2 separate regions of the Homo sapiens genome follow, and region 2 is linked to region 1. A link is a contact called in ENCODE Hi-C or POLR2A ChIA-PET data. All regions are on one chromosome and are shown on one strand. Each heading gives the region's core, a stretch centred on a gene start or an enhancer-like site at or near the end of the contact. The rest is flanking DNA. Distances are from core to core; before and after follow the strand shown.

Evidence for each region. A loop is a pair of places that touch in the nucleus more often than their neighbours do. ChIA-PET counts read pairs that join two places held with the same protein, here RNA polymerase II (POLR2A).
Region 2: a map of psoas muscle shows a loop between it and region 1 (21-fold over the local background). The contact joins the promoter of TRIM31 here to the promoter of ZSCAN16 in region 1. A Hi-C loop is called at or near these places in 1 of 168 maps with a recorded cell type or tissue (psoas muscle). POLR2A ChIA-PET finds 5 or more read pairs at or near these places in 1 of 52 experiments (H1).

The regions. Positions count from the first base shown.
Region 1 is chr6:28,123,183-28,125,903 of GRCh38, reverse strand. ZSCAN16 (zinc finger and SCAN domain containing 16) reads right to left here and starts at 1,295. Exons shown (of 4, transcript NM_025231.3): 1 at 1,227-1,295; 2 at 74-491. The coding sequence starts at 460. ZSCAN16-AS1 (ZSCAN16 antisense RNA 1) reads left to right here. Exons shown (of 2, transcript NR_103456.1): 2 at 2,693-2,721. RefSeq lists an enhancer at 1,150-1,651.
Region 2 is chr6:30,111,641-30,114,340 of GRCh38, reverse strand. It overlaps TRIM31 (tripartite motif containing 31), which reads left to right and starts at 1,251. Exons shown (of 9, transcript NM_007028.5): 1 at 1,251-1,277; 2 at 1,453-1,952; 3 at 2,598-2,693. The coding sequence starts at 1,536. It overlaps TRIM31-AS1 (TRIM31 antisense RNA 1), which reads right to left. Exons shown (of 4, transcript NR_126470.1): 3 at 2,502-2,623. RefSeq lists an enhancer at 609-1,808.

The DNA of each region.
Region 1 (2,721 bases), core at 46-2,545:
TTTCATATGCCTTTTGCTTTGGCTCCATCCATATCCCCTGATCACTCACAGCCAGATGACTGCCCCTTCACACCTGCTTTCCAGGTTCATCAAGCTCTCTCTCCAGATCCTCCAGTACCGTCACTGCCTCCTCTCCAGTCTCTGGATGGTGTGCACGCACCCATGCTTGCAGGTCTTTAGGAAGAATGCTCAGGAACTGTTCTAGCACCAGCAGGTCTAAAATCTGCTCCTTGGTGTGGCATTCTGGCCTCAGCCACTGACGGCAGAGCTCCCACAGCTGGGTAAGAGCTTCACGGGGTCCAGGTGCATCCTGATAGCAGAGCTTCCTGAAGTGTTGTCTATAGAGTTCCCTCCTGTGAGGACTGCACTTTTGTGAGCTGGAATCCTGTCCCCAGTAATGGTCCTCTGCCTTAATTATCAGAAGTCCTTTTTGGTCCTCAGGTTCCAGGGCTGTGGTCATTCTGGGCTTTGCCAGGAGATTTATCCTCTATCTGGGATTGAGTCAAAGAGAATCTCTTAGAATCCTGCCTCAGAGACACTCCTAAGGCATAAAAAGTTGTTACCATAGAGAAATTACAAAAATTTCTGTGAACATAAACACATCATAATGAAGCCAAGCCACCAGAAGTCAATCAGAGAAAACAGTCTTATAGGAAGCTGAAACAAAACAAAACAAAACAAAACAAAAAACAGTGACGCAGGGATATGATTTGAATCTGTGCTCTATTGTGTAACTTAGAGGAAGTTATTTATCTGGACTAGAACTACAGATCCTCAGGTACAATTCTCATGTGTGTTACAGGGTTGATATACAGATTACATGAGAACGTATGCAACGTCCCTGGCATGGCAGCGGGCACTAGTAAGCACTAAATAAACGCCAAGTATTATTAACGGCTTTGTTAAAAGGCTCTTCATTCTGTTACCATGAGATGCACGGGCCAGCTTGTGCCCCCAGGATTCACTGGTTATAGGATATGTGTGCCAACCCTGGAAGGGGATCAGACAGATGCCTCTGCAGAGGAACCCGCAACCAGTGTCCCCCTTCCACCCATCCTCTCCCGGAAGGCTGGGCCAAATCCTCTCCTGTAGATCTGTTGGGGGGCGGAGGGAGGGACAGGAGTGTTACACTCTGCCCGCGACAGGGAGGTGTGGGGAGGGTGTTGCTGCTGACCACAGCTGCGTCTTGTCCCCTTTTCTCCACCTGGGAGCCGGGAGACACTCACCTTACGCGCAGGGAGGAACAGGTGCAACAGCTAGCGTCCTTTGGACAGCCCCGAACAAAGACTAGACTCAAAGACACCAATCGGCGCCCGGCCGCTTCAGCCGGGCACTTCCGGGCCGCTCTAGGAAGCTTCGCCTCTGTGGCAGCTTGAGTGCTTGCCTCCTCGGCCCTAGCCAGTGGAGGACCCGGCTTTTACGCCTCGTATTGATGGGATTGCGGGATCTGCGAGCAAGTCTTATTTGTACTTCTTTAAAACGTTTTTCGGTTTAATTATTGAGTAATATGGATAAGTAATGCATTCACATACATTTATTAAAAAGAGTAAATGTCCCCCAGCGTCTAGTTTGACAATATTTTTCGTGACTTGTATATCCTTCCGTAGATATATTACACCGTTATAGATTGTCCGCGCTTTTTCCCCTCTGCACAAATAGTAGCACTTCTGTACCTTTCTTATTTTTCTTTTTACCAGGTGGTCTTGGTAAAGGCTGTACATAAGTGTTTCCTTGATCTTGCTCTTTTTTAAACAACTGCACGGTATTCAACTGTGTATTATGTTCTATAATTTGTTAATAAGTACCCCATTGGTGGTCATGAGGTTGTTTCCAATTCTTCTTTTTCAAACATTGCTGCAATAACTTACTGTGAACTCACATCATTTTTCATGTGTAAGGATATATCCATAGTCTGTATGTCTAGAAAGGGAATTACTACAGCATAGAATAGGGAAATTTGTACTTTTGTTAATGCCAAATCACCAATCATAGGATCTACTAGCAGTATTCTTATTTACCTATACTTGTCAACACAGTGTTATAAAATATTTTGATCTTTGCCAAATTGATGGGTGAAAAATGCTCTTAGTTTTTTACTCCCTCTTCTCCTTTCTTACACAAATATTGATTTATCTACTATGCCAGGCACTATTGTGGAAGCTGGAACTAATTTTGAGCAAAACAATGCCCTTCCTTTCATGGAATTTATAATCTTGTGTGTGTGTGTATGTGTGTGTGTGTGTGTGTGTGTGCTGGGGAGGCAGGCAATAAACCAAAAAATATACATAGTGTATAGAGAGTGGATATCAGTTCTAAGGAGAAAATAAAGGAAATAGGGAATTTGGGGTGAGAATGAAGTGATGCAATTTAAATAGGATATTCATGGAGGACCTGACTAGGAAATTGACATTTGAGCAAAGATTGAGGGAGCTGAGGGAATGGGCCATCAGGGATAAAGATGTTTCAGGGAGAGGGATAACAAATGCAAAAGCCTGGAGTGGAGTGTGTTTTAAGTATTTTGGGCAAAGGAAGGGTGCTTGTTTTTCTGGAGCTGAGTGAGCAAAAGAGCGTTGGGTGGAGAGATAGTGAGAGCCTTGGGTGAGTGCAAGGGTATTTTTACTCTAAAATGATAAAATGATAAGCTACTCAGTTTATTTTCTTTTCTCTTTTCTTTCCTTTTCCTTTGTTTTAGGAGATGGGTCTCACTCTGTCACCCAGACT
Region 2 (2,700 bases), core at 2-2,501, 2.0 Mb before region 1:
TAGCCACCCTCTCTAAAGGCATCTACATTATCATTATTTTCTAAATCATCATGCCAGTCAAACAAAACCTGTCAAAAGTTAAATTCTGCTTCTAGGGGCCAGCAGTTTAGGAGTGTAAGTAAAACAATTTACAGATGTTAGACTGTTTTAATTTAACCCTAAAACAAACAAAAAGAAAGGTCTGGAGGTATAACATTTCTGAAAGTCTTTGGTTTACAGCAGTTGCTATAAGGGGAGCCACATAATTTATAGTCCAAACTGGACATTTCTGAAAGTGAAAGGAGGTGCTATTAATAATTACACCAGGACAAAGTGAAACCCAGGATGGTTCCAGGCAAAGCAGAGTGTATGATCACTCTGGCTATTATTATAATAATCATCCACAAGCCCTGTTTGACCTAAGATTAAGATCAGACAAAAATTAATGGTGTACTTCTTGCTGGGGACAGACGGCTGATAATGGAGAGTGAGGAGGTGAGGGTGGAAGCTATACCAAGAGAAGGGGTAGGGAGGAAGCACCCTTTTCCTTAAGACAAGAGGCAAGGAGGGAAGGTTAGGACATGAATGTACAGAAGGGAATGTATGTAACACTGGTTGATATATTCCTAGTCATAACAAAAGCCATAGAAGGCAAGTCAGGGATCAGAGAAGCACCAAGAAGGAAGAAGAAGAACATATAGACAGAATTGGCAAAGCAAAGAATGGGCACGGAGACACCAGCATACTGGAGACATACAGAGAAAAAATCAACAGAGGACAGACTACTACAGGTGTTGTGGGGAGACAGAAGATCACCAGGGGCAAGAGCAAAGTGCAAAAACAAAGAACAACTCTTTAGAAAGGAAGTTCCTTGCCTATCCTACTGAGCTAGGGAGTGGTTGGTTGACCCTGTGACTGGAAATTCCCCAAGGTAGGTGATGATAACCTCCACATTTTCACAAAATTCTGTGAGGAGCCAAAGCACCTGAGGTAGAGAATTGCCCTTCCCCTACTTTCCAGATGCTCTACCAAGGCTTGAACTTTGCATACAAGATGCCCAAAGCATTGCAGTGAACTGGCTGTGACCTTTCAGTAGGCATCACCACCCACCCCTCCACTCCCTACTCAGAGCTGATTGGGAAATCCCCCATAAGTGGTGTTTGGTGCCCCGGTCATTCTGATCTTAGTCAACCACCATACAAACATACCTTTAGTCCAAAGTTCAGGACAACTTATTTCACTTTATAAGCAGCCTATTACACATTCAAAGTATCCATTTGTTCTCAAGAGGTAGCAAGGTAGGACTGCCCATCTGTTTTCCTCTCTTTATAATATTTTCTAGATCCTAAATTTTACGCTTTTCTATCATTTCTTTATTTTTTTCTCCCTCTTCTTTTCCTCTCTCTCTGCTCTTCTAACTAATTGGCAGAATCTCTGACCTCCACTTTCTCTGACTCCCTTCTCCCTTCCTAGAAACAGTATCCACAGTGGACTCCGGGGCTCCTACAGACTTGGCACAGCTTCCTACAGTCTTGAAACAGCCCTGTTGTTCTGTCATGGCCAGTGGGCAGTTTGTGAACAAACTGCAAGAGGAAGTGATCTGCCCCATCTGCCTGGACATTCTGCAGAAACCTGTCACCATCGACTGTGGGCACAATTTCTGCCTCAAATGCATCACTCAGATTGGGGAAACATCATGTGGATTTTTCAAATGTCCCCTCTGCAAAACTTCCGTAAGGAAGAACGCAATCAGGTTCAACTCGCTGTTGCGGAATCTGGTGGAGAAAATCCAAGCTCTACAAGCCTCTGAGGTGCAGTCCAAAAGGAAAGAGGCTACATGCCCGAGGCACCAGGAGATGTTCCACTATTTCTGCGAGGATGATGGGAAGTTCCTCTGTTTTGTGTGTCGTGAATCCAAGGACCACAAATCCCATAATGTCAGCTTGATCGAAGAAGCTGCCCAGAATTATCAGGTAGGCATTTGAGGTTTCTTCCCTGTTCCCCCATCAGCCCAGGAGTTCAGTGAGGCCCTGGAAACTGCTACCTTCCCACTGAGGGTTTGCACCCCATTGCCCCCACCCCTTGGGCTTGAGTGGGCAGCTCGCAGTCAGGCACAGTGGGTTCAAAGAGCTGAGTCTGGGGAACTGCTGACTCTCTAAATCAAGGTGCAATGGAGAATGGAAAGGATGTGAAAATTTGACTCAGAAGGTTTGGGCTCAAGCCCAGTCTTGTGAGTTTACTGTACAACCTGCAAGGAATCACTTTACCTCTCTGAGCCTCAGGTACCTCACCTTTCAAATGGCAAAAACAAAACAACTCTCTTAAAGTTGTTGGTAGGACAGATGAAGGGAAGTTTGTAGTTCTTTGATAATTCCAAAGCACCATCCATAGTCCTAGTTAGTCATAAATAACTATGTTCTGGTCATTTAGGTCACTTAGGCTCCAGATTTCTCCCTTCTCAGCAACCCCTTTCCCCGCCAGCTTGAGAAAGGCGAGTCCTTAATAATTACACAAGGACTCACCTGGAGAGTGTCACCAGCTCTCCTAAGAGACCAGGAGGATTTTATGAGGCCAGAAATCTCCAGGCACAGCCTGTCCAAACGGCCCTCTTTCCGCAGGGGCAGATTCAAGAGCAGATCCAAGTCTTGCAGCAAAAGGAGAAGGAGACAGTACAAGTGAAGGCACAAGGTGTACACAGGGTCGATGTCTTCACGGTAAGAA